Linked DNA regions of Homo sapiens: region 2 is linked to region 1. Evidence: chromatin loops called from intact Hi-C (ENCODE). Cell type or tissue: ovary. All regions are shown on one strand. Links, peaks and the distances in the headings refer to the core of each region. The heading gives the core; the rest is flanking DNA. Region 1 has its middle 7.2 kb from the start of HPAT5. Region 2 overlaps AFDN (afadin, adherens junction formation factor).

The links. Peaks named below come from ENCODE experiments on the same cell type or tissue, not always from the same donor. Only the 100,000 strongest peaks of a DNase experiment are listed, where the experiment ranks them.
Region 2: a loop joins it to region 1, with 5 times the contacts of the local background. A loop is called at or near these places in 20 of 110 quality-filtered maps.

The regions. Positions count from the first base shown.
Region 1 is chr6:167,214,698-167,227,526 of GRCh38, forward strand. No RefSeq gene overlaps it. Among named protein-coding and RNA genes, the nearest start is that of HPAT5, 7.2 kb to the right of the region's middle. RefSeq lists a silencer at 1,744-2,038 and enhancers at 6,624-7,241, 7,242-7,858, 9,358-10,136, 11,132-11,933. In ovary, for the core only: no CTCF peak of the experiment used is centred there; a DNase peak (open chromatin) is centred at 6,911.
Region 2 is chr6:167,894,746-167,902,745 of GRCh38, forward strand. AFDN (afadin, adherens junction formation factor) reads left to right here. Exons shown (of 34, transcript NM_001386888.1): 10 at 2,133-2,227; 11 at 3,460-3,722; 12 at 7,572-7,641. Among named protein-coding and RNA genes, the nearest start is that of AFDN, 72 kb to the left of the region's middle. In ovary, for the core only: a CTCF peak has its summit at 4,145 (motif pointing left); no DNase peak of the experiment used is centred there.

The DNA.
Region 1 (12,829 bases), core at 2,607-10,606:
TAATTAGGAAAGTACGTGTCCCACATATTTTCTTTTTCTTTTTCTTTTTCTTTTTTTTGAGATGGAGTTTCACTCTTGTTGCCCAGGCTGGAGTGCAATGGCGCGATCTCAGCTCACTGCAACCTCTGCTTCTGGGGTTCAAGTGACTCTCCTGCCTCAGCCTCCTGAGTAGCTGGGATTACAGGCATGCGCCACCACATATGGCTAATTTTGTATTTTTAGTAGAGACGGAGTTTCTCCATGTTGGTCAGGCTGGTCTTAAACTCCCGACCTCAGGTGATATGCCTGCCTTGGCCTCCCAAAGTGCTGGGATTACAGGCGTGAGCCACCGTGCCTGGCCTACACTTTTTCTTTTTCTTTTTTTTTTTTTTTTTTTTTTTTTGGTGAGACAAATTCTTGCTCTCTCGCCCAGGCTGGAGTGTAGTGGCACGATCTTGGCTCATTGCAACCTCTGCCTCCCGGGTTCAAGCAATTCTTGTTCCTCGGCTTCTGGAGTAGCTCAGATTACAGGTGCCTGCCACCACACTTGGCTAATTTTTTGTATTTTTAGTAGAGATGGGGTTTCGCCATGTTGGCCAGGCTGGTCTTGAACTCCTGACCTCAGGAGATCCACCTGCCTCGGCCTCTCAAAGTGCTGGGATTACATCCCACATATTTTCTTAAAAGAAAGCACACATTTGGGGAGAATAAAATTAGAAATCTAACTTGCTATTTAGAAAAACAAAAATGAAGAGAGCTGCTCTTGAGATGTAGCCAAAGCTACATAAAATTTCCAGCTTTTTCAAAAAATAGAGAACAGAGACCTTGTGTGTGTGCTGTGCTGCATGGAGAGCCAGCCTGCCAGGAGTGCAGGAACGCAGTACTAAAATGCCACTCACGCATGACGATTGCGAGTACAAAGTCCCCAGGAGCTTCTCAAGTATGTGAAAATATTTTCCCCAACATTTTTTTTTTGAGACAGTCTTGCTCTGTCGCCCAGGCTGCAGTGCAATGACGTGATCTCAGCTCACTGCAACCTCTGCCTCCCGGGTTCAAGTGATCCTCCAGCCTCAGCCTCTTGAGTAGTGGGACTACAGGCATGTGCCACCACGCCTGGCTAATTTTTATATTTTTAGGAGAGATGGGGTTTCACCATGTTGGCCTGGCTGGCCTCGAACTCCTGAGCTCAAGTGATCCGCCACCTTGGCCCCACAAAGTGCTGGGATTACAGGCGTGAGCCATCATGCCAAGCTAATTTGATTTATTTTTGAAAAAAATTACTTTTTCCTGTACAGAAAGACAGAAATAGTTTCAATTTAAATTAGCATCCCTTATTAAAGGGAGTCTTTATTCCAGTCATTCACCGGACTTGGACGTTGATACTCTTTGTTTGACCTTAGGTAACTTTGTTTGCACAATTCAACAAGGCTTTCCCTGAGAGTATCATGTGTCCATATAAGGAAAAGGAGAGTTGAGTCCACTATTTACATAGCTCACGAAGAACAAAAACCAAATATGAATGATCACATTCATTGGGAGCATTTGGAGAGTTATCGTATGGAATATTGTGGGGATATTTGTCCCAGTGTTCTCCTTTTCATTTAATGTGTAAATACATTTTAAAATTCATGTAAGTTCAGATAAGTCATGGTGCACTTCTGGTAATGGGATGTGCATTTGGGGAGCTCAGTGAAACACCGGCTCTGCCACACATCCAGGGGACAGTTTAAACAAATGCTGTTTGATGCTTATTGGTAACGTAGCTAAGAGTCCAGCAGCGACGTGACATGCCACTAGGTTATAATTCTGCACTGCCAAGAACACCAAAGTGAGTTGCTGTTTGTCTCCCCTCCATTAAATCAGTATTTGTTCTGTTAAGCAATGCCCCGGCCTGGCCTCGGGTCCAGTCTACCCCTTCCAGCCTCCAGGCCTTGATCCCGACGAGCCAGAGTGTGGCGCTGGGCCAAGTACACACACATTTTGGTGAAGAGCTTCACTAGGTCCACCTGCATTACTGGGGCAGCAGAAAGGACTGTGAAACACGGCTCCTTAAATCCAACAGTGTGGGTTTGTTCAAAGGTGATTTTCAGCTGTCCTGTGGATACGCAACCCACCAGGAAGACAAGAAAGGAAGTGCCTGGAGTGTTCAGTCCACGATCTATGAGGTCACGTGTGCTCTTTATCCTCAGTGCAGGGACAGCAGCCAGGTCTGTCATCTCAGAAACATTGGCCTGTAGTTCGTTTGTGGGTTTGCTTTTTCCATTTTCTAAGCCCCGAGTGTTTGCCAGATAAAGGCAGAATGGTGAAGTCTCTCCTGAAGGGAAGAGGGTCTCATGTGAGCCATGCTCACCTCCGAGAGGACACTTCATCTCACCTCATCAGCATCTCTTAGACACGCAGTCTTGCCTCTTTGGGCCTCTGACACCCCTCGGGGCCTTAGATGGGGTTTTTGGGAAATTCAGGGTTCCTACCCTAAGTCCTCATCTGTGTCATTTTCAACACCACCCAGTACGCACACCCTCCGGCAAGCGGCCACACACACTGCCCCAGCTTCCTTCTCTCCCTAATGACCTTCCTCCAAAACCCTTTCATGCATCTCCTTGTGGAAAACATGGCCAGCCAGCACAAAGCACCTCAGAGCTCAGCAGAGCCTGGCACCAGCACCTGATATATGGCAAAAATGTTAACTTCAAGATACATATATGGTTCAACTTCACCAATAAATGTTATCCTCAATAAATGTTAATTGACTAAGATGATATTTTGACTTTCAGAGACAATACAAATTGGAATAATACGTAAAGAAATTAGCATAACGTGGACTTCTTCATACTAACCGTGTTATCGATCAATCAACTTGGACCTTATTTTTATTTTTTGGCAACACTTTAGTTTACTTCAGTTCTGGCCTCTCATTAGTTCCCACGGATGACCTGTATTTTGATATTAGAGGACCTTCCTGATGTTTTATTGCACTGTCTGCTGGTCTTTCTCCCTTGGTTGCTTCAACTCACCAGCCCCATCCTCTAGGACTCGCTCTCTGGCTCTGGGGGCTGTTTCCAGAGGCTGCTCTTCCCCTCCCCTTCACCAGCCTGTGCCTTCTAAGGAGCTTCCCTTTGTGCACAAATAAACCTGGTCTGTTTCCATCCTTCCCAGCCACACCCTCCCTGTCCCTCCAGCACTTCTACTGGGATTGAATTTCTGAAACCATGGCTTCAGTTACGTCTGCTTTTTCTCCCCCTTCCTCCCAGTTCCTCCTTTTAATCTATGTTCAAAGGGATTTTTAAAAAATGACCAGTATATTTCACTCTCTGCCTTTTCTCTGTAGCAGAATAAAATGCTACTCTTAGAGGAGATAGTTCCCAGCATCCCCCAGTGTTCCTGTGACCAGGGCAGGTCTTAGGATGAGACCACAGGGCAGGTCCCCCAGTGGTCTCATCATAAGCAAAGGGACACTCTTATCTTACCCGACCCCTGAGGCTGCCTTCCCGCAGCCTACACATTCCTGCAGACGTGGAGTTGCCTGAGGGAAGAGAGTGCAACCTCTAGAAACCCAGAGCTGGCTTGGCTCTCAGAGCTGGTTTTGGCATTATGAGCTCTGTGTGTGCACTGGAGCCATGGCCCGGCCCAGGGCTGACCTGCCAAAGGCCAAAGAGGGGTACGTGTAAAGGATTTAAAAGGTGTCAATAGCCACTTCAGTCCTTAAAATTAACATCTGGGCTCTATCAGCTTGAGAAAAGAAGTGGTTCTGTAGATCTGCTCGAATCTGCAGGTCACTCATTGGACGTTAAAATGACAGATGCCCTGGGTGATACAAAGCTCAGAGCACGCGTGTTCCGGAAAACCGAGACTTCACCAGCCACTAGATGGCACCGTTTTGCTACGGCTGAGTTCACCACAGGCGCCATGTGTTCTTCATGCTGTAGAATCACCTTGTAAATCACCAAACTTCCGGCTAAAAAGTCAAAGATTAATATAAGGGAAGTCTACTCAATGGTTTGCTTTTTTAAGGAATGTACTCATGTAAGCAAATTAATATCAATTTTCTTGACATTTACATCTGAAATCTTTGTTAATAAAAGCAACACCAAATAAATTCGAACGTATCTTATACCATTTTATCTGCATAAAGATGAAGAAGGTATCTATAGGGAATAGAACGAGTTCTTGGCTACTTTAGGGAATTTCACACTTTGGAAATAAATGTACTCATGCTGTGTGTGTGTGTGTGTGTGTGTTTAAGGAAGAACAATTTGTGTAAATACAACCATGGCTTGAGAGAGTATTTTCTCTTAGCAAATGTTCCAAAGCATCTTAAATCTTGGCAGGGGCTGACCACTCCGCCTTCCCCTGGCTAGACAGGCCACCTCCTGAGCTGAGCGGGCATTTGGGGCTCTGGCTTCTTCCTCGGCCAAGGAGAACCCAGAGAGCCAATCAGAGAAAAAGCTTTGGGGCCAGTTGGCTGTGTCAGGCCCTCAGCCAAGACCCTTAGCTAATTTCCATTACTTATCAGAGAGGGCAGACCCATTGAGGGGTCTGGAAAGCAAGGCTGGCTGGAAATACTCCCATCCTCACACCATTTGTGAATCCTCCCAGCCTCCATGGCGTGGTTGAAGCTGCTGGTGATGTCCTGGGATTCTGGGTCTTTCTCTCAGCCCACGTCTCCACCTGGGGCATGTGAGTGGCCTGACTACTCATCCAAGACTGTCGAGGGTCTGCAGGGCCCCTGAACAGCAGCATCTGATTGGGCTAAGGCACCCTCATTTTGCACCAGAGTGAAGGAGAGCAGCAGCTCTGTGACTGATCACTGTCTTCCACTCTTTCTATCAGGGCGACAAAGCTAGGTGAGCCCGAGTGCGGAGAATCTGGCCTGTTCCACTCTCATAGTCAGGGGGATCGTGTAGGTCCTGGTTCAGAACACACTCGTGTGAACTGTGCACACACACACTCACACATGCACACACACATCCTTTTTATTTTCCAAGTTCGTAGGTCCTTTTCCTTTCCCATGAGCCCTCTGCAGCCTGGGATACAGCACCCACTTCTACAGTCATCCACACTATTTATTGAGCGTCTACCCTGGACCAGGTATGCTTCCCAAGGTACTGGGGTACCACACTGATAAAAGAGCCGGGGGTCTCCATTCTCACAGAAGCCTAGTTCTAGTGGAGGAAACAGACAGTGAACAACTAAGCAAAACAGAGAATTCAAATTCCCATGGTGAGAAGAAGTGCGATCCCAAAATTAGAGCAGCAGATGGAATGATAGGGAGTATGGGGCAGGTACACACGCTATCCACATCGCATCTACACATGGGTGACAGAGCAGCACCCGGGTTTGTAGAGAGCAGCTCGGCTGGACCCAGGCATCACCAGGTCTGCAGCTCAGCAGCCCTTTCTGCCAGCCCCGCAAAGTGGAGCAAGTGGCTCTTTGGGTGGAAAAGATCCAGCTGCGTGCAGTGATTAGCCGAGGAAGCCGTGCTGTGATTGGACAGGTGACAGCGAAGTACGACTGTGACTTGACAGCCAAGGAAGCCGGCCTGTGATTGGACAGCTGAGGGCCAAGTACCTCTTTGTCTCCTGTGCCTTGATGAGCGGCAGAAAGTGCTGATGCTGCTGGAATTTCCTGGGGATTTTTTCTATCAATTATTTTTGTCTATGCAGACAAAGACACAGTGATAGTAAATTATGTCCAAAAATCTCCAAAGATTTCGTGCCTTTGCTCTCACAACCACAAACATCCATACAATTTGAACTCTGTCCTCAAGCGAGATAACGCCATCCTGGGTGACGTGACCTATTTGCAGTCCCTTCGCTCCAGCCGCTATTGCAGCGCGTGGCTTCTAAAATCTCAGCGAGTGTCAGCAGGTGAGACTGAGGCATTTTCCCCGTTTGTTTCCAGCTACGGTGCAATGACCGCCTCTTTTCAGTGGTCCCTTGAGAAGCCACTGTGCCGCTTCTTCCCGCTCAGCGGGCGGTAAGGCCTGTATGTGCAATGTGGGTCTCTCAGCAGCTGCTCCTGCTGGAAACTTCTCCACTGACTTTGGAAAGGATTTGCTGGAAAGCTGTAGAAAGACAGACTGGAAAGGTACTTGATATGATGAAGGGAGAACATCTTGTAAAGACAAGCATTGAAGGTTATTGCTTAAGTTTTGACTAAACATAACATGTATGAAAAATCGTATACATATGCATATGTATACATGAATATAAATAGATACATGTATATATGGACATGCATATATATAAAATATAGGCTCATTGTGTGTGTGTGTAAATATATATCTAGGGAGAGAGAGAGACATCAAACTCTTCTCTAGATAATTAAATTTCTGAGAGGAAAGGGGCGTGTATCCTTTTTTTACTGGATGCACCTATATACTATTCTGTATTTTGTTTTGTTTTGTCTTGTTTTTGAGACGGAGTCTCCCACTGTCTCCCAGGCTGGAGTGCAGTGGTGAGATCTCAGCTCACTGCAACCTCTGCCTCCAAGCTTCAAGAGATTCTCCTACCTCAGCCTCCCGAGTAGCTTGGACTACAGGTGCCCGCCACCATGCTCAGCTCATCTTCCTGTATTTTTAGTAGAGTCAGGGTTTCACTATGTTGGCCAGGCTGGTCTTGAGCTTCTGACCTCGTGATCCGCCCGCCTAGGCCTCCCAAAGTGCTAGGATTACAGGCCTGAGCCACCACGCCTGGCCTATTTCTGTATTTTTAAGAAGAACATCTAATTTAAGAAGAACAAAATTTTTAAGGAAAACTATACTTCTATAAAGGAATTTTCTAGAAAGAACTCTATCAGGTAAGCTAAGCCCCCACCTGCCCTCTGGGCTGCCCATTCTTGTGGTTGAGCTGCTTCCCCAGGCGGCCCCCAGAACTCCCACCGCGGTGGTTGTAAAGAAACTGTGAACCGGAGCGCTCAGGCACCAGACACAGCCACCTGAGACAACGGCAGTGGCAGGGAAGCCGTTTCCACCGCCCTGGCTAACTCTCATCCCCTCTGGCCCCGCAAGCCTAATCAGGCTGCAATCCAGTGTGAGTCCCGGCTTGCCACCAGTCATTTAGGCCCCGGCTCACGTCACCCCCGTGGCTGGCAACTCCTTTTCTCCTGACCGGTTTATGATGAGCTGTAAAGAAGCACACAGTGGGGTTGGTCCCTGGGATGAACCCTGGCAGACAGCTGGCTACATGGCAATCCTGCCTTCAAAAAGTATTTCCTGAATTCTGCACATTAGACAAGGGGAGACCTGTGACAAATGCCAGCCAGGGCCCTTTCCCTTGGCCTAAACGCCATGGCTCAGGGCCAGCCTGCATAGCAGGGAGTGTGCCTGGGCATGGTGTCCCAGATGGTCAGCCACCCTCCCTTGGGCAGGTAACTACACACCTACGTGTCCCACTCAGTGCTGCCCCTCTGCAGTGGTGCCACCTGGCAGGGCCCGAAGGCCCAGACGGTGTGGGAAGGAACAGGTTGGCTTATGCTGGCACAGCCGAGGAGAAAATCAAGCTGATGATGTGTTTTGAGAACTGGAGAGGATTATGGAGAGGACTACAAGGCGAGTAGGAGTTCTGTGCTTACAGCGTGATACCACCAGGGGTCTGGGGTTGGTGGGCTGTGTGCGCTGTGTCCGGCGTTCCCAAGGTAAGGACCCACGGACCTCTGTAGCAAGATCTCCCAATGTTCTCAAGCAGCCACGATTTGTCAACGCACCCACCTGTGGCGACCGCCCTCAGAGTCCCAGACTGTGGGTCTGCACCCCGGACACGGGACCAGGGCCCTTCTCAGGAAAATGGGCTGTGTGTGGGCACTAAAGGCAAGACTCTGTTTTTCCAAGGAATCCCCAATATCCTGTGTTTTTCTTACCCAGTGTGTTCAGTTAATGAATGATATTGAGCTGTGTATTTCCAGTGGCCCGAAAGCCATGATCAGTATCTACTCAAGTGGGCAACATGAGCTCTGTGTGGATAAACCTAATGAACAGGGCTTAGCGGAGAGGATGGGCATGCCTGGCCTTCGCTTTCTAGTCCTCCTCTCCTCTGTCCCCCATCCCTCCCCAGCCCGGATGTTCGGAAGTTGTTTTTAAACCCCTTTACCCCACTGCCTTCACACTGTGTCTCTTATTTTGTAGGAACTGAGTGTCTTGATTTATCTGCTCATCAGCTATTAGTTAACACCAACTGCATGTCATGCACTGGGCCAGACAGTCTCTAGAAGCTCACGCAACTGTTATCCTTGTGATCTATGAAGAAAAATATCACATAAAGTTAAAAAAAAAATAAATACGTAGAAGAAAGATTCCATGCTGCAGTAGAGGGTCTGTAAGTGCTCCTGTGCCCATGGGGGTTCTGGTAAAATCTGCCCCATCCCTAGTGTTTTGAAGATGGAACAAGGCTTGTTCTGCGGGACTGCCCCAGGCCCAGAAGTGAGCAGAAGCCAGAGAGCATTTTGCCCTGGGTTTTGTACTTCGTTTGCATTCAGCAAATATTTGTTGGATTTTAGTAGAATGTACAGAGTCTGCCAAAATAAGAGAAGTATGAACTTTCCGAGAGGAGATTTAACATGCTGTGAGCCCCTGACTCTAGGAAAGTGTTTACTGAAATGCCCTCATGTCAGGAAGACTCAATTTATCTTTCATATGTCTACAGATTTCTTTCCTTTTACCATCTGTGAGCCCTGAAAATCTGAGACAGGTCTCAGTTAACTTAGAAAGCTTATTTTGCCCAGGTTGAGAACGCACCCGTGACACAGCCTCAGGAGGTACTGACGACATGTGCCCAAGGTGGCCGGGGCACAGCTTAGTTTTCTACATTTTAGGGAGATGTGAGACATCAATCAATATATGCAAGAAGTACATTGATTCAGTCTGGAAAGCGGGGACAACTTGAAGCTTCTCAGGAGAGAGATAAGTTTGTACCCCTTTTTGTTACCGACACAGTAAGTTCAAGTTAAGGGCTTGTTGATGGGCATTTCCAGTATCAACCTTGATCCAATCAGGTACCTGATTCAATATTGCTGTATTTCCTTAACAATGAAGCATGCATTTTTTTCCCCTAATTTCATTCATAAGGAAAAAGTGCCTCAATTCTCTGACAGTTCCAAAACACAATTCTTAGTAAAAGAGGCAGATCGTGATCTGTTTGAGTTGTACATCCCCCCAGGCTAATTCACCTGGCGTAGGAGGTGCTCAGAGGCCACCAACATTGCCACAAGGTCCATCTTTGTGGATGGGGTAGGAACAGTGTGCAGAACAAGGGGGCATTGTCTTGGACCCACCGCAAGGACACCCTCTGCAAATGGACTTGGTGAAAATTCCACCCTGGGCCCTGTGGCTATTCCCCTTTCTGTGTGAGGCCAGCAGGGATCAGCTTCCTTCTGTGAAAGGAAAATAAAATCTCGGGAACCCATTCACTATGCCAAAAGGAAAAGTTAAGGCTGGAAGCTGAGTCATGCAAGAAACTGCCTTTCCTTTTGTTCCTAAGCAGATAGCCTCACATAGAAGGCCAGGTGTCTCCACAGGCAGCTGCTCTGTGGTCACCTTATCTTAGATAAGTGCCAACTTACTGAGCATGACATGAATACATAACTGAGTGTTCCCTCTTCCCCTCCTTTTCACACACAACACGTGGATTCAGTAAGTCTAATCAAAGACTCACAAGAATGTGACCCTATGCTCCCTCTTTCCCTTCCTGCTCACTTTTCCTCTTTAAATATTGAAGGCCCAAAATGCTCTTAGAAAAAGCACAGATCTGGGCAACGCGGTGACTCATGCCTGTAATCCCAGCACTTTGGAAGGCCGAGGCGGGCGGATCACCTGAGATCGGGAGTTCGAGACCAGTCTCACCAACATGGAGAAACTCCGTCTCTACTAAAATACAAAATTAGCTGGGCGTGGTGGCGCATGCCTGTAATCCCAGCTACTCGGGAGGCTGAGGCAGGAGAATTACTTGAATCCGGGAGGAGGAGGACGCGGTGAGCTGAGATTGTGCCATTGCACTCCAGCCTGGGCAAAAAGAGCAAAACTCCATCTCGAAAAAGAAAAAGAGAAAAAGAAAAAGCACAGATCACAGATGTTCCTGTGCTTTTGTGTTCCCTGTTCCCAGGCACATCCTCAAACTTGACAGAATAAACCTTTACACTGATTGGGACCAGCCTCAGACACTTTTTGGTTTAGACTTCCTAAGAAACGGTACTGTTGGATCTCTGTGGAGTCATAGTTTGTTACACCAATTCTTTCTTTCTTTGTTATTCACATACAGTGAGAGAGATGACTGAGTCCAGTTTGTTTTATATTTTTGAACTCTGAAATCATGTCAGCTTCCTTGCAGTATAACTTTGACAAAGAGCAAATGTACATTATAAAAAAAGTTTTTCTTGTAATTGTGAGTTCTCAATCACGGGCCCATACTCAATATTCCCATCAAATACAACCCGCTCACACAGCCTGTTATCCTAGGCGTTAACTTTCATCTGAAGCCTCATTTTTGTCTCTTATCTGAAGCCAACTGCATTCCCATTGTCCTGGGGTCCTGTTGGCAGCCACTTCTCCTCCCATAACAATAAGATGCTGTGCAAATTGTGTCCTTTGCTTTGCTCCCCTCATCACTGGTGGACTTGAGATTGTCAGCTGAAATTAAGACTGTTGAGGCAGAAATAATTTTATCACAGTTTATTGAAAGCCAAATGTGAGGTTGGACCTGGGAAGACATACCCACGGAGTTGACAGCATTCTGGAGTCTGTCACAAGGCCAAAGGTTTTTGTAGGAGAGTTTAAATGAGTAGTCTTCTTTCTTTTGGAGGATGCAACTCAGAGGTCACAATCATTACTACAGATTACGACCTGCAGGCTAACAATGTCCACATGAAAACAAATCAGTAAAACTTCATGCTTCAGCTCATCTTAAAATCACAGTGCCCTCTCCAGCGTCAGCAGGTGATACATTGGTCTATACTATACAACAATCATTTGAGGAACTTATGATAAGACAGGGTGCTGTCCCCCGCGACCTCTGGCCAGGTTTCAGCCAGCAAAGGGACCCACAAAGGGAGCCACTCCAGCAGACCTAGACTGAGCGGTCTCGGGGCTCTTTGACTCTCTAAGGACTGAGATATTCATAATTCTTTTTAAATTATCCATGGAAACAGCAGGACAAAAAATGCACAGGGCCTCCTAGTGCCTGGGTGAATGTGCTCAGCCCTCTTTGAAGAGAAACCTCAAGGATACGGAAGTGAAGGCTTTGAAAGACAGGGTTCTATTGAGATGAAGGGTGCCTATTCCTTAACAGCAAGTAATTCATATGCTATTGAAATGAATTTAGCATTTTCCCTTGAAAGCACACAGCATTTTCCCCCTCATTAACAAATGTGCTCCTCCTTCCCCTCCCCCAGCCTCTACAAAGGATTTGAAGGCACCACCTGAGATCAGGGGGCGCCTGCAGGGGGTAGGAGCCGCTCTCAAGGCAGGTGGCCAGCTTTGCTGATCCCGAGACCTCATCCTCGGCTTTTGAGTATCTAATGTACAGTTACATCTGTACCTTGAAACATGAGATTGGGTTTTGAAGTCTCAAACTAATACACATCAATAAAAGGCCAGTGACGGGAACTGAAGAGGAAGTAAGGGCACTGGAATCCTCTCAAAGCAAATACCTTCCTGCGCTCATGGACTTCCTTAAGAACATCGCTTATTACACAATCTCACAGTGAATTGTGGATTGCCTGGTATTGTTTTCTAGGTATTTCATGCAGTCTTGTTTTCCCAGCTGGACTCCACTGAAATTCAGACTAAATTCAACTAACCATCATATGTCAGGCAGTCCTAATCTCTTTCACACATGCCTACTTTTTTTATCCTCCAAGGATAAGGATCTGGCATCTTTGTTGATTTTTCTGTTGCACTGCTCTGCTTGATTTCAAATATACACATAATTTTCGGTGGAAAATTCCATGAGTATTGCACCCTTCGTTTACGGTCATACTCAACTGAATCAAAGAAAGAATATATTTTCTTATTCCTAGTAGCCCATTCTCACTCACATAGAACAAAATATAAGCAATGGGTTAAAAATCTAAACAGAGAGACTGATTTAAGTAATAATAAAACTCTCTTCTCCCGCACAGCTGGCTCTGCGTAAATTACTTTTTCTCTATTGCAATTCCCCTGTCTTGATAAATCAGCTCTGTCTAGGCAGTGGGCAAGGTGAACCCCTTGGGCAGTTACAAATGTGTGGGCTCATCCGGGATTGCCCTTGTGGCTGCCTGCCCATGGTTCAGTAGCCCCCTCTCCAGCGATGGATCCAGAGGCCAGACCAAGCGGCCACGTAGTTCTCTCGGACTAGGGGCTAATTGTGGTATTCTCTCTGCTGGTGGGGCGCTGCCGACGCAATATGCATGGATTTAATTGCAATAGAATTATAGTCCTGGGGAGGCATCTCTTAACTGTAACCCTATCACAGGATGTCTGTCTGTAGCCCCATGGTGGGGTATATGTTTGTAACCCCATTGCAGGATATCTGGGTTGGTGAGTATCCTAGGCATTGCCAATGCCTCCTTCCTTCTGCTGACTGGTTCTGTACCCTCCGGTGGGGTGTCTGTAGCCCCACTGAGGGATGTTGGCTTGTAGCTCCACCATGGGGTGTCTGTGTCTGTAACCCAATTCGGGGTGTCTGTCTCAGTTTGTCTCCTGGGGGTCTCAGTTGGCTCTTTCTTTTATATTTATTTTTTGAGACAGAGTCTCCCTCTGTCACCCAGGCTGGAGTGCAGTGGCACAATCTTGGCTCACTGCAACCTCTGCCTCCTGAGTTGGGATCAAGTGATTCTGCTGCCTCAGCCTCCTGAGTAGCTGGCACTACAGGTGTGCACC
Region 2 (8,000 bases), core at 1-8,000, 680 kb after region 1:
GCAGCTTCTGTCTCTCCCTTTCTCTGTTTTGAAATCTGTTGATGTAGAAAGGTGTGTGATAGCTCTTTATTGTCTCATAAGAGACCTTTCAGAAGCATTCAGAATTCGGAAGAATATGAATGTGAATTTTTCTTTCATCTCTAAACACATTTTTCATGTTCTGTTTTTAACTTTGCGTTGAAATGTTCTTGTTTCACACATGATTACTTATTTACTGCTTTTGCTTTCTTTATAATTTATTTGTGTCATTTCTCTGTGACTATATTGCATTCAGTTTTCTTTATTTTTATATAAGTATTCACTGCTGACACATCAAGTCTTTATTGATTGCTAACTATGGACCGTATGTGGAGTGATCAGTGCCAGGGTAAAAATTTTTTTTTTTTTGTAAACCTAGCCACCAGGGAGCTCAGAGATGAGGGAGATAAGTAGATGGAAATCATCATACGATACGGTTAGTGGTACAATTAATGTAACAGATGGGGTGCTCTGGGAGTAGATAAGGGGGACACATTTCTTAACTAGGGGGGTTCATTAGAACTGCCTTTGGTGGTTAAAACACACAAAATAGTAAACATTACTGGAGGATTTGGACTCAGCAGGTCTAGAAGGGAGCTACCTATGTCCAGGAAAAGCCCCAGATGATTTTGATGTCTTGTTCAGATCAGGACTTTAGAGCAGTTAGAGTTGAAAATAAATGTTTCAACACGATGTGAAGCAGCACAGATGATGAACAATTTCTTAATGGGTGTTAGGCATTAGTGTCTCTCAGGTACTTCAGTCTCATCTTACCTTTACTCGATGTCACAGATTTCTGAAGTATTTCAGAAATAGAAAATTTTGTCATTAGAATGTAACTTTGTGTACCCTAAAATTAACATCAGTTCTAACAGGACTTGCATTTTTATGGTGTCTTTTGTCTGTGAGAGTTTAGCGGTACCACTGCTGAGAGATTTTAGCAGTCTCAAACTCTGTGCACGCTCATACTCCAAACTGTTTAACGTGTGAAACTCTCAAAGCTTACGTTCCTAATTGCAGTGACTAGAGATTTTAACAGGTAATGGAATCAGCGGGTTTGAAAGTTATAAGGCACTCATAAAGCAGATCTTGGCGACTCTTACTGGTTTGGCCTTTTCCTAAGCTTTGGTGGGTGGTGTGCTTGCCACACTAGACTGACTGCCATGGCTATGGTGCAGGTGCTAAGCTCTGCAGTTACATCATCATTCATGGGTTCTGGAAGGCACATTTTCTCATATGTCAACTCTGAAATCAGAATACCTCATTTTTAGTTAAGGTAATGAAGTGACATTGTCCTCATCTGGGATACAGTAGGTGAAGAGTGAGAAAACATGTCTAGGTGTATTGGGACTAGAGGGCTTCGGCAGAGCAGCTTCCTCCTCCTCCTCACCCCTTCCCTGTCATGGAAACACATGCTCATATAAATTAAACATTCCAACAGTTCATAAAGGTATAAAATGACAAAAAAAAAAAAGCCAAAAAACCCAGTCTTCCTTTTACTCCAGTTCTACTCCAGGGAGCTAACCACTTTTAACAGTAATTCTTGATCAGTAATGGACAGCAGAATTACTTGGGGTGATTTTTCAGAGGACACATGCTTAGGCCTCATCCCCAAGGATTTTCATCCAGGTCTGGGGAGCGCTATGAGAACTGCACATTTAAAAACCTCCGTCAGTGATTTAGCTGTGCCCTCAACCTGTATTGTGTTGTGTGCCATAAGGGCAGCAAGAATACTGCAGGAAAGATCTGGTCCGAAGGGAAGGCCTGTGTGTCTTTGATGAGCTTCATATTGCTACTACAGTTGCTCCTCAGAATCATTAACAAACGTCCAGGGCAGTGCGGTAGAGAAGCCTTTTTCAATGTAATAAGAATGTGGTGGAATTAATGCTAGTGTTAGCACTTTGTGTTAATCAGAAACTGATACGTTTATTTCTTATTTTGAATTTTCTGTATCCAGTTTGTTAAATTGTGTTACATAAGTTTGGAGAATTTTTTGAAAAGAAATCCTGAGAAATGAGAACTGTAGTGCCTGAGATAACCTTTTGTTTGTTGGAAATAACATGACAGTAATATTAGACTTTGCAAATAGAGCTGTCTTCCTTCTCTTCTCACAGATGGTTCTGACTCTAGAGATAAGCCAAAGCTTTACCGCCTTCAGTTAAGTGTTACTGAAGTTGGGACAGAAAAGTTGGATGACAACTCTATCCAGGTACGTAGTCTGAGCTTCCTGCTGCAACTCTGACATTCCAGGAGGCATAACGTATTGTACAGAGCCTGCCACATGGTAATGAAAGAAGGAATTATAATTACCGACTTGTATTTAAATATAAATAATTTATCTACTCTGGGTCACTTTTCTCTGCTTTAGTGTGGAAACAGCAGAATGTGAGTTTATGTTCAAGTTCCACCTCTAGAAATTTGGGCTGGTGATGACATTGCTCTGAAACTGCTTCCTTTTCTCTAAAAGATGGTGATGATACTTTTATAGGTCTATTTCAGGATTACAGGATATAACCTATGCAGAAGTGCTTATCACTGGAGGTCTGACCACATAGCATTAGGCATTCGGTAAATTCTAATTAAATTTAGCTTAATATGGTTCTCAAGTACTTAAAACAGAGCTTAACACATTATTTGAATAAATGAAGTCAGAATTTGTCACTTCTTTGAAGTTGAATTCAGGCGAATCACCCTTGCTCTGTACTTAGTTCTCAATTTGTAAGATGATGGGTTCAGATTGTTAATATCATTTTCAATTCTACCATTTCTTCTTTCTTAGCACAACACTAAAAATAATAATAGGAATCTTTAATGCTAATGATCTGTTTAGATTTGTCCATTAACCATCTAACAAATATTGGTTAAGATGACTGTATGCCTTTTTTTTTTTTTTTTTTTTTTTTTGAGACAGTCTTACTCTGTCAGCAGGCTGGAGTGCTGTGGCACGATCTCGGCTCTCTGTAACCTCCAACTCCCTGGTTCAAGCAATTCTCCTGCCTCAGCCTCCTGAGTAGCTGGGGTTACAGGCACGCGCCACCACGCCTGCTAATTTTTGTATTTTTCGTAGAGACGGAGTTTCACCATGTTGGCCAGGATAGTCTCGATCTCCTGACCTCATGATCCGCCCATCTCGGCCTCCCAAAGTGCTGGGATTACAGGCGTGAGCCACCGCGCCTGGCCAACTGTATGCTTTTTAATGCAAAGTTACAGTATGCCTTAAGTCACTGGGTACTAAAAATAAAAGGTCTGATTGGTTTGACTTTTTTTTGACAGTTTAATTATTTTTATACGATTGAGGGAAATCCACTTTAAAAGGCACTAAAAATCCAGAGCTTATTAGGTTATATTTGTCATAAAAGGGGTACTCACGGTTTTAACATTCTGTGTTTAAATGCTGTGAACTTCATGATGGGAGTTTCTTTGGTTTCCTTCGGTTTCCAGTTGTTTGGCCCAGGAATTCAGCCCCATCACTGTGACCTTACCAACATGGATGGAGTGGTCACTGTGACGCCCAGAAGTATGGACGCAGAAACCTACGTGGAAGGCCAGCGCATCTCAGAAACCACCATGCTGCAGAGTGGCATGAAAGTGCAGTTTGGGGCGTCCCATGTATTTAAGTTTGTGGACCCCAGTCAGGATCATGCTCTTGCAAAAAGATCTGTGGATGGAGGCCTGATGGTTAAGGGCCCAAGACATAAACCTGGGTAAATAGATTAACCCTAAGATTTAAAATGTTTTGATTATACTTAAAGTAGTTCAGATTATTCATAGATATCTTGGCTTTTTATTTTTGTTTCAATTTTTAAAAAAATATCAAAGTGAAGTTTGTGATTTTGGTTCCTATTGTTAACTTGGGTTGGTTTTAGAGGAAAGAAGAAAGGTCTTGACTTTGTCTTAAAATTGGAATTTCTCACTGGTTTTAAATTGTTTATATTTAAACTTTGTTTTTTAGCCAGTATACTAAAACAGTACCTTTTCTTTTGTGAAAAAAACATGGTGTTCTTTGTAATTATTCAGTGTAACTAAGATTATAAAATTTTTTGAAGTATTCTTTTCTGTGACTGATAATGAAACACATTAAGATCTCTTAAGGAATTCAGAATATTTTAGCTCCACCTAGTGCTTTTCTGAAGACTTGCATTGTGGGCTTAGTAAGGGAAAACAGAAAGCCTTTCTTAATGACTATCTAGTAAAATTTTTTTGTAGGTAGGGAATATGACTTCTCCTTTGGTTTTACTTTTTAAAACATCCTGTTAAGCCACTTCATTGTCTATTTTTCATGCTGCTTAAAACAACTGAAAACTCCCCTAGATTGTAGGCTTTCTTCCTGAAGCACAGACATGAACCCGCGTGGTCTTCCCTGCTTGGCCTTTCCCATTGTTTTGTTCTACGGCATGCCTTTGATTAGCCACCCAGACCTTACACATTGGGCCACATATGACTATTTAGAATTAATGTCTTTCTCCAAGATGAATACTTGGTGGGTTATCACATATATTTATTTGTAAAGTTCACAGCTGTTTAAGATCCATCCCCAGCTGCTCACCTCACCTTGCACCCCAAGTGTCAGCAAATGACCATACCTGTGGCATCCAAGGAAACCAGCATGTGCTTTTCCTCCCTGCTTCCCAAGAAAATCCATTTCTTTCTAACACTTTCATCTTTAAACTAGTGTATTTAAACACCATCCTTCCATTCTTCACAGCTTTTAACTGTTTCTTTCTGAAGGTGATGTTTTTCATTGATCAGCCGTGTCCCTATTTCCTGTCCCTTGTCATTAGCTTTACATGGGCTCTTCCCTTCAGTAGCGAGTCATGATTTCATGCTTAGATGTTCATTTCAATCATCAGCTTTTCTTCAGCCCTGTTTCTTCCCTTCAGCATCAAAAATCTTGATCTGGTATATCCTGACTCCCTGTTTATTTTTTAGGCTCACTGAGGTTTGTCCAAAGAGATTATGTATTGTCTGAAACAGTTTCTTCCGCTGTGTGTTACATGTGGTCTCTCAATAGTACCTGTAGTTATTGCCCTTATATACAAATGCCCTTTATTCTTGAGTTGTAATATATTTCTTGTGACATGTGTTACTCCTAGTGTTACTGTCCATCTCTGTTCTCTGTATAAACACAATTCTAGTAGCAGCCTGTGTCCCACACCTAGTCTGCCCTTCGGTTTTGCTTGTAATGTTTTTATATGTGTGAGACAATCTCCTACTGTATTTTTGCCATGTGGATCCTGCTTTGGAAGCCTGCAGATGTCTCTTCCTACCATATTTCTGGCCAGCAGCAGAGATCATTGAAGAACATGGCTTAGGTTTCAATGAGGAGAATGTGCTGTGAAATTTTGTTACTATTGTTAGGTATTTTTCTGGCAAATCTGGTAAAAGCTGCTTGGCGGCTGAACATACCATCCATAAATTAGAAAGGACTCTTGTTTTTTTAGGAACATTAATTTTGCTCTAGTGTCAAACGATTGTGACAGATTCTGGCTAGATAACTCACATACCCTCCAATGCAGATTTCATAGTGTGTCTTCAAATCCTACTGATGGTTATAAACGAGTGGCAAAGTTTGATATTGATAGTTTGGGAATTTTAGGGCCTCCCGGTGATACACTGACTCATTAACTGATTTGTTAATCTAGTTTACAATTATCAAGTACCCAGGGCATGAGCTACTATTCTCTGAATGCTGGGAGGAGCGACCCATGATTGTTACAGTCAAAGGCCATAGTTTGATAATTTCAAAGTCATATTATAAAGTCACTTTGGTTGGTCTTGTCCACATATCCAGCCTGCAGTAAAAATGAGCCATGTTAAAACTTGAAAGAGGTAGCTTTGGTGGGAAAAGTTAAAGAATTTTGCATGGTGGAAATTTGTTGTTCTAGGATGATAATTGTAAGTGGAATCAAGAAGGCTTTGATTCTACTCACATACTACCCACAAGAGGAAGTTAGGGGTGGACACTGCTGTGTGCAGCTTTGGTAGGTGGCAGAGAAGCTGGCCTGCTGTCATTGTTACTCCTGTTGTCAGAGCCGATAGCTGGACTGAATCTCCCACTCAAACTGATGGGAGCCAGCAGGGCATTTCCATGTTTTTGTGAATATCTTGGTGATAGATTATGAGTATTTAATTTCAGAATATTGGTAATATATTGCAGAAAGTTGTGTGCAGAAAATTGACAATTATTTGGCCTTTAGTAAAAACTTTTACTCTTTCAAAAGTTACTATTTTAAAGCATGGTATTATTTTGCATTACAAAATGGTTTTATTTTCTTAGTGGTGAGATAGAGGAGAAATTTGTACCTGCTCTTCTAATCTGAAAAGTTGTTTTCAACTTTTACATTACTTCCTTGTTTCTTTCTATTGGTTGAGTGTAAATAAAAGTTTCCCATTACCATGCTGCTTTGAAATTAGACCATATATTAATATTTTTCAAGTATTATAACGGGACATTTCATTCTTTTTAAATTATGTTTTGCAGAAATCCAGGAAATTTAAATACTAATTCATCCTTGTTGGTTTCCAGGTGTTTTTAGGGCTTTTTTTTGTGGAGGTGGGGAGGGCACTCTCCAATGAGCTGGGACCAGTGAGTTGCATTCACCCTTCATTTGTGCTGAAGAATGTAGTCGGTCCCAGCTTGTTAGACTCTTCAATCTTCATAATGAGATTTTGCTTATGAGTTAGGTTTTCAAAGTGACATATTTAGAAATTTTGATATTTTGAGATATTTGAAGAATCAGTTTAAACTAGGATAATTTTTGATTTGCATGCTAACATTATCAAAAATGTCCCACTTTTTAATTTGTAGCCTAAGTAGTGATACTCATGTGCTTTACAAAAATAATCAGATTGACTTTCAAATAGGAGAGAAGCTCACCGCTGTTCCTCATGTGTCACTTTCCCTGTGTCCATAAATAGGGCCGCCGGCACTTCAACCTTGTACACCTCATTTATATGCCATTTGCTGCCTGGATAGACTTACATAATGAAATAACCTGGTTTTTTATGTTCCGTTTCTTGTATAGTTAAAAAAAAAAATATGATCGGGCCGGGCGTGGTGGCTCATGCCTGTAATCCCCAGCACTTTGGGAGGCTGAGGTGGGCGGATCACCTGAGGTCAGGAGTTCGAGACCAGCCTGGCCAACATGGTGAAACCCCATCTCTACAAAAAATACAATAATTAGCCGGGCATGGTGGCCCTTGTCTGTAATACCAGTTATTTGGGAGGCTGAGGCAGGAGTATCACTTGAACTGAGGAGGCAGAGGTTGCAGTGAGCCGAAATTGTGCTACTGTACTCCAGCCTGGGCAACAGAGTGAGACTTCATCTCAAAAAAAAAAAAAAAAAAAAGATACTGGGAATATTGAGTATATACCAGTAAAGAAAGTTCATAAGGTGGTTTTTTAATTCTGTAAGTTCGTGTGCTGAAAACAGAGCAATTTCTTAAAAATCTTTGACATTTGGTATTTTAGTTCTTCCTTGTGTATTAAGAAGAGACTATGCCTGTCATTGGAATGTTATTAAGTCAGTGTGTTTCTTGTTTTATCCCATCAGAATTGTTCAGGAGACAACTTTTGATTTGGGAGGAGATATTCATAGTGGGACAGCATTACCGACAAGCAAGGTAGGTAATTATGGATTACCTGATAGAAGTGTGCTTGCTATAGGACACCATGGATGAATACAGTAGTGGTGGGGGATGTGTTCCCCTTATTTGTGGGGGATGTGTTCCAAGACCACCAGTCAATGTCTGAAATCATAAATAGTACAGAGCCCTATGGATACTATGTTGTTTTCCTGTATATATGTACCTGTGATAAAGTTTAATTTATAAAATAAGCACACTAAGACATTAACAACAATAACTGAAGATAAAATGGAACAATATATATTATAACAATATACTCAAATAAGAGGTATGTTAATTTGGTCTCTGTCTCCTCTCTCAAAATATCTTATTGTATTGTACTCACCTGTTTTCGG